2 separate regions of the Homo sapiens genome follow, and region 1 is linked to region 2. A link is an interaction called in ENCODE POLR2A ChIA-PET data of the cell type or tissue named here. Cell type or tissue: IMR-90. All regions are shown on one strand.

Region 1 (4,000 bases), 120 kb before region 2:
AGCTAGTATTGGAGGAACATGAGGCTTCTGCACAAGCCCCAGGCAGTTCTGCTGTATACCTGGATAAGGCCACCACGCCAGCTGATCCAGAATGTTCTGAATTCATCCCAGGAGAGGATCTTGGCCGTGTGTGCACTGGCCACGGGCTCTCCCATCTTGCTGGTGGAGATCCATGACCTGGTGTTCTGATGCCCCCCCAGGACGATCTCGATCATGCCTGCTGTGTCCTGGGGCCCAGAAGACAAGGCCACACGGGCATCATTGTGAGCTCGCACAGCCACATCAAAGCGGGTGAGGCGCAGTGGCCGCTGCACATACTGGAACTCATACTTGTTGGGGGTGGAGATGTGGACTCTCTCTGGATGGAGGAAAGGAGATGGGGAGTTGAGAGGGCACCTGGAGGCATCCCACTTTCCCTGATGGTACCTGGAGGTGAGCACCAGGACCACAAGGAGTGGGTCTCACTGTGACTCGGCACACATGGTGGAATGGTGTTGGCCTAACAATGGCATTGGCAATGGCACACAAAAGATAAAATGGGACTGGGCAGAGTAGCTGACACCTGTAATCCCAGCACTTTAGGAGGCTGAGGCAGGAAGACTACTTGAGGCCAGGAGTTCAAGACCAGCCTGGGCAACATAGCAAGACTCTTATCTCTACAAAAATGTTTTTAAGTTAACAGTGGCATGCATCTGTTGCCCCAGCTACTTGGGAGGCCAAGGCAGGAGGATCGCTTGAGCCCAGGAGTTCAAGGCTGCAGTGAGCCATGATTGCACCATTGCATTCCAGCCTGGGTGACTCTCTCTCTAAAAAACAAGCAAGATTCTCTCTCTAAAAACAAAAAGATAAGATGCTCAGGGATAAATCTGACCAAAGATGAGCAAGGTGTTGAAAATTGCAAAAGGCTGAAGAGAGAAACAAAAGAAAACCCAAATCAACAAAAGCTAGACCATGTTCATGGACTATCATGAACATTAGAGTTCTTCCCCAGATGGTTCTACAGATTCAAAGCAATCCCAGTCAAAATCCCAGGAGGCTCTTTTGGAGAAATTGCTAACTGGATTCCAAAATTTATACAGACACGCAAAGGACCTAGGAGAGCTCAACTTTGGTAAAGAACCCAGCACTCTGGGAGGCTGAGGCAGGTGGACCACCTGAGATCAGGAGTTTGAGACCAACCTGACCCACATGGTGAAACTCCGTCTCTACTAAAAAGACAAAAATTAGTCGGGCGTGGGGGTAGGTGCCTGTAATCCCGGCTACTCAGGAGGCTGAGGTGGGAGAATCACTTGAACCCAGGAGGTGGAGGTTTCAGTGAGCTGAGATCGTGCCACTGCACTCCAGCATCGGCGACAAGAGTGAAACTCCATCTCAAAAAAAAAAGAAAAAAAAAAGAACACAACTGGAAAACTCACACTCTCTGACACTGAGACTTACCATAAAGTGACAGGAATCACCACAATGTGATATGAGTATCAGGAAACATAAATGCACCAATTATTATGTGGGGAGAGGGGCTACTTAGAGGCATCTGGTACTTGCCTCCTTGACGAACAAAAATAACAAGTAGATCATCACACTTTGACTAGTTCATCTAAGAACACTGGAATTCAACAGAGAAGTGACAAGAAACACCTAAAGCGAAGAAGGAAATGGAAATAATACATGGTGCTTGGCGGGAATCAGCTGGGGGCCGGGAGTAGCTCCCCAGTGTGAGGAAAGGGTGAGTGAACCCCCGTGGTCCCCATTCCCACCGTGGACTCTAGCAGCTCTAGCCATGGGAGAGCCCCTAGATCCTCGTGGGCCACAGACTAGCCTAGGGAGATACCCAGAGATTGTGCAAAGATACTGTTCCAGAGAGGGGGCTAAGGCTGGGTCTCACACACCCTTGAGCCCTAAGCAGCTACAGCAGGGCACCGTATCGAGATCCTAGCCACTGCCAGGCTGCATTCTGCCTGGGGGCCAAACAGCTCCTGCATCTTCACATCTCTGGAGCCCCACTTACATTCCCTGCTCACAGCCACCACCAAGGCTGGCTGCTGCCACCAGGAATGAAGCCCAAGCCATTGGCAATGACCTCACTGCCCCCAGCAGTGAAGCTGCTGCACACTTTCACGTGCCCCGAGGGCTAACTCCCCAACCTGCAGCAACTGCCGCTATGGGATGCTGCAGCCAGGGGCCAAAGCATGAGCAAAGCTCATGCTCCCCAGCCACTGCATATGGCTGCTGTCACTGGAAGCAACTGCACCCTCCCCAGTAGCAAGGCTGAACCCGAGCATTCCACCAGAGACCTAAGAATCACCCCACCCCTGCCTACCATAGCCAGCAACTGCACACACCACCAGGGAGCCTGAGATAGGTCGGCCCAGCCCAGCTCTGTCCCCGCAAGTGCCTGAGGGTGCCATCCAAGGGCCTTGAGACTCCCAGCCTAGTTCACCACAGCCGGCACCTGAGCGCTCCTCCTAGGCATCTGAGGTCAGGCTCACCCAACCTAATGTGTGCCACTAACACCACAGCTGGCACACACCTGCCTATGCCACCTGTGGGCAAGGAGGTTGGCCTACCCAGCCTGTCACAGCCACCACCAACACCAGAGCAGATTGCTTGGGAGCCGGAGGGTCATCTCACCACTGCTACTGCCAGTGCCCATGCCAAGCCCACTGCCCAGGGGCTCAAGAACCTATCCATGTTCCTGGTCCACCGCTGCCACTACTGGCATTCAAGCTAGCTTCCTGGAAGTCCAAGAGTTGGCCCACCTGGACCCACTAACACTGGTACCAGTGTAGAATGCCCTGGTGCTCAAGGAAGTCATGCTTTGCCCACTGCTGCCAACACTGGGACCTGAGGACAGGTCCATCTGGCTTCCCCATCCCCAGCAAAACTTCATCACAGCCTCCACTAATAACTGCACCCTAAGCCACTCAGGAAATCACAGACACCACTGATGCTGTTTATAGCTAAAGAAATCATATGGAGACTACACTACTATACACATTCAGAATCAATCTAAATGCTGTACCCAACCAACACCACAGATAGATCTTCAGGAAAAAGTCTTCCTCTATGAAAGCAAATTCAAAAGATTGGAAGAAGCGACTGTTACACCAAACACCAAACGTATAGACATCACTGTAAGAACACAAGAAACGTGAAAAAGCAAGGAAACGTGACATCACCAAAGAAACACAATAATTCTTGAGCAACAGATTCCAGTAAAAAAAAAAATGTATGTAATTTTGGAAAAATAATTCAAAATAATGACATTAGCTGAGTGTGGTGGCTCACACCTCTAATTCCAATACTTTGAGGGTCAAGGCAGGTGAGGCCAGGCATTCAAGACCAGCCTGGGCAACATGGCGAAACCCCATCTCTAACAAAAATGCAAAAAATTAGCCAGGCGTGGTGGCATGTGCTTGTAGTCCTAGCTTCTTGGGGGTCTGAGGTGGGAGGATCACCTGGGCCCAAGAGGTCAAGGCTGCAGTGAGCCATGATTGTGCCACTGCACTCCAGCCTGGGCAACAGAGTGAGATCCTGTCTCAAGAAATAGTAATGGTAATGATATAAAAGAAGCTCAGTGAGACAAAAGAGAACACGTAAGAACCATACAAAGAAGTCAGAAAAACAATTCAAAAAGGAACCAAACAAATTCTGAAACTGAAGAATTCATTAAATGAAATACAAAATAGGAAGCTTCAATAATAAACTAGATGAAGTAGAAGAAAGAATTTCAGAACTTGAAGACAGATCTTTTAAAATAACCCAATCAGACAAAAATAAAGATAAAAGAAAGAACAAAGCCAACATGACAAATGGGACACTATAAAGTAACCAAATACTCAAAATTTTGGTGTCCCAGAAAGTGAAGAAAAAACAAAAGGGGTAGAAAACCTATTTAACAAAATAATAGCTGAAAACTTCCCAAGTCTAATAAGAGATTTAGGCATCCAGATACAGGAAGCTCAGACACCTCCAAATGGGTATAATTCAAAAAGGTCTTCTC
Region 2 (4,000 bases):
TTGCAAGCCATGGGAGGACACAGGCTGTGTCCAGGACACATCCCCTGGAGGCGTGGGTGTGGAGACCATGAGCCGAATTCATTCATTATCTAAAATCAAACTCAATTCTCATGAAGTAGGGACGTCAGCCTTACAGAGTCGGGCATGTGCCGCCCATTTCCACCTGTGGGTGGAATCCACCACTCCTGTTGACTCTCAGCGGTGCCCGGCTTAGATGATAGATTCTAGGGTCTCTGCTGTTGGAGGTCAAGACTGTGATGTAATGAAGTATTTTTTTCAATGTGTGTCCTGTGGCAGTGCCCAATTCAGAAAACATAGAGCAGGATTTTAGTTCCAAATGAGTCAAGTTTTATATGTTAAGACATCGCTTGTTAATCTTGCACATAACATCTATCATATTCATATGCTGCCTAGTCTTGGGTTTTTGTTTTTTTTTAAATCTGAGTCTCACTCCGTCACCCAGGCTGGAGTGGCAGTGGTGTGATCTTGGCTCACTACAATCTCTGCTTCCTGTGATCAAGTGATTCTCCTGCCTCAGCCTCCAGAGTAGCTGGCACTACAGGCACGTGTCACCACGCCCAGCTAATTTTTCTATTTTTAGTAGACAGAGGGTTTCACCATGTTGGTCAGGCTGTTCTCAAACTCCAAACCTCAAATGATCTGCCCGCCTTGGCCTCTCAAAGTGCTGGGATTACAGGCATGAGCCACCGTGCCTGGCCCAAAGACATCCTCTTTTATCTGCTCATGTGGATTTAATGATATCCCCTTGGGGTATAATAAAAACTTCTTTGGTCTTTGTCCACAGTTCCTGGCACGTAACTCCTAAATCCCTAGAATGGACATTCATTCATAGGATGAACGAAGGTGTTAAGATGAGACAGCACTATGGGCCAGGCACGGTGGCTCGCAACACTTTAGGAGGCTGAGGTAGGCAGGTCAGTTGAGGCCAGGAGTTGGAAAGCAGCCTGGCCAATATGGTGAAACCCCATCTCTCCTAAAAATACAAAAATTAGTTGGGTGCAGTGGTGCACACCTGTAGTCCCAGCTACTTGGGAGGCTGAGGCAGGAGAATTGCTCGAACCCAGGAGGCAGCAGAGGTTGCGGTGAGCCGAGATCATGTCACTGCACTCCAGGCTGGGCGACAGAGCAAGATTCTGTCTCAAAATTAAAAAAAAAAAAACAAACAGCACTATGGAAGCGTTGGCTGAACTGAAGCAACTGCGTGGGGTCCCTCAATATTAAAGGGCTCCAGACAAGTCTGCTGTATTTGCCCCAGTTTGCAGAAATTTTAAAAGCTGAAGGCAGACACTACAACATGAAACCCAACCTGGACTCACTGGGGACAACCAGGCAGATTCGTCGCACTCCAGCCCAGAAGACAGAGCAAGCCCTGTCTAAAACCAAACAAAGACAAACCAGGCAACAAAACCCACACCTCCAGCAATACGAATTGGAAATGTGACCTGGGGATCAGTAAGTTCCCAAAGCCCACACCGCGTGGGGTGGAAGCTGGAGAGCTGGTTGGAGGAAAATGTTCTGGGCCAAAGTCCCAGTGGAGCACAGATGGGGTTTATGGCAAGAGCCTGAGCATCTCCCAGTGACAACTACCGAGACTGGAACTGAAATATGTCCCCTCCAGTCGAGGTGCGGGATGCCGGGACCCAGTGGTGGACGTCCTGGAGGGCGGGACCCAGGGTTCCCTGGTGGAGGTGTGGAAGGACGAGACCCTGCAGTCTCTCAAGCTGCCAGCGAGATGGGGACCCAGAGACCTCCCGAAGCTGCCAGCAAGGCAGGGACCCAGCAGTTTCTCAAGGCTGCCTGGGACCCAGTTGCCAGATTACGAAGGCATCTCAGGCCCTGGAGCCAGAGCCAGTCGGGTTAAAGTGGAAGCTCCCTACTTCAGCCCCAGAAGCTGGGGCCAGGGGAAGGATGATGTGGATTGTTCTTGTTTTACCCCTTCTGTTGAATGTTTACAGACACAAACTTGAGTTCCAATAAAGAATTGCATTTCCCTAAAAAAGTAAATAAAGTATGTCCACTCGAGGGACAATTCTTAACTTGCTGTCCCAAAACCACCCTTGTGACTGAAGGACATGAAATCATCTTGAAAGTGGGATACTGGGCATGTCGTGGAGGCCCGGAATTTCAGGACCAGTCATCCAGAAGAACTTGAGAAAACACAGGTCTTCCAACTGGCCCCTTCATAGAAAATGGAGGCTTCAATTGCAAAACAGGTTTACTTTTTTATCAAACAAGATTATCACATAAAAAATAGCTACAGTGCTACGGTAGTATATAAAGTGCTCAAGTATCCTGAATGTAACCATGAGTCATGACAAGTCCCTCCCTGAACGAGAGAGAGAGGGCGGGACTTCTGCCTGGCTGCTTGAAGAAAAATCTTCGCTTGGGCTGATGAACGTGGCCTGAGCGGGGGCTGACGAGGCACCCGGGTTGTCGTCCTCAGACAGGGGCGTGTTCTTGGGTGCTCCCCCAGATTCTCTGCAGGCACTGTCTTGATTGAAATACCACCGGCTGGGGGGCGCCATGCCCTGGGTCTCTTCCCAGACTTCCTGGTTTGCCAAGGCTGCCTCTTTGCTTGCCTCTGCGGAGAGTTCCAGCACCTGGGCAAAGCTCCTGTTGAGGATGGGAGAAAGAATAACGGCTTTCACCCTCTGAGGTGAAGCGCATGTGTGTGGTGAACGGAGGGCTGCCACACGGGGAGGCGGATTTTCACATGCCCTACGTGCTCAGTGGGAAAGGGCCAGCAAATAAGATCCGTCTGAAAAGACTCAATCAGGGAAACCCCCCAAGAACAGCACCAGACATGAAAGGAAAGATTCATCCAAGAAATGTTCATGGAGCTCAGTGCTGTGCTGCTGCTGTGGTGGGAGTATCTGTCCCCTCCAAAACTCCCATTAAAAATTAATCCCCTGGCCAGGTAAAGTGGGATTGAAGTGCTGTAATCCCAGAACTTTGGGAGGCCGAGGCAGACAGATGGCTTGAGGCCAGGAGTTCGAGACCAGCCTGGGCAACATGGCAAAACCACGTCTATACAAAAATTTTTTTAAAAATACTGGGCGCTGTGGCTCACACCTGTAATTCCAGCACTTTGGGAGGCTGAGGCGGGCAGATCGCCTGAGGTCAGGAGTTCAAGACCAGCTTGGCCAACATGGTGAAAGCCCATCTCTATTAAAAATACAAAAATTAGCCGGGCGTGGTGGAACGCACCTGTAATCCCAGCTACTGGGGAGGCTGAGGCAGGAGAATCGCTTGAACCCAGGAGACAGGGTCTATAGTGAGCCGAGGATCGCGCCACTGGCACTCCAACCTGGGCGACAAAGTGAGACTCCGTCTCAAAAAAAAAAAAATTAGCTGGGTGCAGTGGTGCACGCCTGTAGTCCCAGCTACTTGGGAGACTGGGGTGGGATGATCGCTTGAGCCTCGGAGGCAGAGGTTGCAGTGAACCGAGATCGCGCCACTGCACTCCAGCCTAAGCAATGAAATGAAATCCTGTCTCAATAATAATAATAATCCCCAATGTGGCAGCAGCGAGAGGTGGGGCCTTTAAGAGGTAACTGGGTTCATGAACATTCTGCCGTTCATGGATGAATGAGTTATCCTGGGAGTGGGACTGTGGCTTTATAACCCTTTGATGTCTCCTGAATTGATCCATGGCCACCCACAGGAGAAAGAAATGCCACAGTGGGTGGCTGGCTGTTTTGCATAAGTCCTTTTCCAATATTTTAAGCAACTCAGGAAAAAGATTTAGCATTGTAAAAAAGAGAAAAGATACTCTACTGGAAGAGGTGGAGAAAAGCGCGTGGTTAGAAATCTCCTGGGGGAGGTTAAAAAAAAAAGCGGGGGGAGATCTTGATGGGTTTTGGGGGTCTGGACGCACAAGGATATGTGCTCTGTGCAAGCCACTGCACAGTCCTTTAAGATCTGGGCCATTTCTATCAATCAGAAGTTCAAAAAACATCCTCCTGGGACCTTACCCTGG

The links. Peaks named below come from ENCODE experiments on the same cell type or tissue, not always from the same donor. Only the 100,000 strongest peaks of a DNase experiment are listed, where the experiment ranks them.
Region 1: POLR2A ChIA-PET joins it to region 2 with 6 read pairs; 2 of 35 experiments call an interaction of 5 or more read pairs at or near these places.

What each region holds. Positions count from the first base shown.
Region 1 is chr19:16,928,883-16,932,882 of GRCh38, forward strand. It overlaps CPAMD8 (C3 and PZP like alpha-2-macroglobulin domain containing 8), which reads right to left. Exons shown (of 42, transcript NM_015692.5): 24 at 60-358. Among named protein-coding and RNA genes, the nearest start is that of F2RL3, 42 kb to the left of the region's middle. In IMR-90, no CTCF peak of the experiment used is centred here; no DNase peak of the experiment used is centred here.
Region 2 is chr19:17,047,543-17,051,542 of GRCh38, forward strand. It overlaps HAUS8 (HAUS augmin like complex subunit 8), which reads right to left. Exons shown (of 11, transcript NM_033417.2): 11 at 2,187-2,634. The coding sequence ends at 2,331. Among named protein-coding and RNA genes, the nearest start is that of CPAMD8, 23 kb to the left of the region's middle. RefSeq lists an enhancer at 2,277-2,571. In IMR-90, no CTCF peak of the experiment used is centred here; a DNase peak (open chromatin) is centred at 2,339.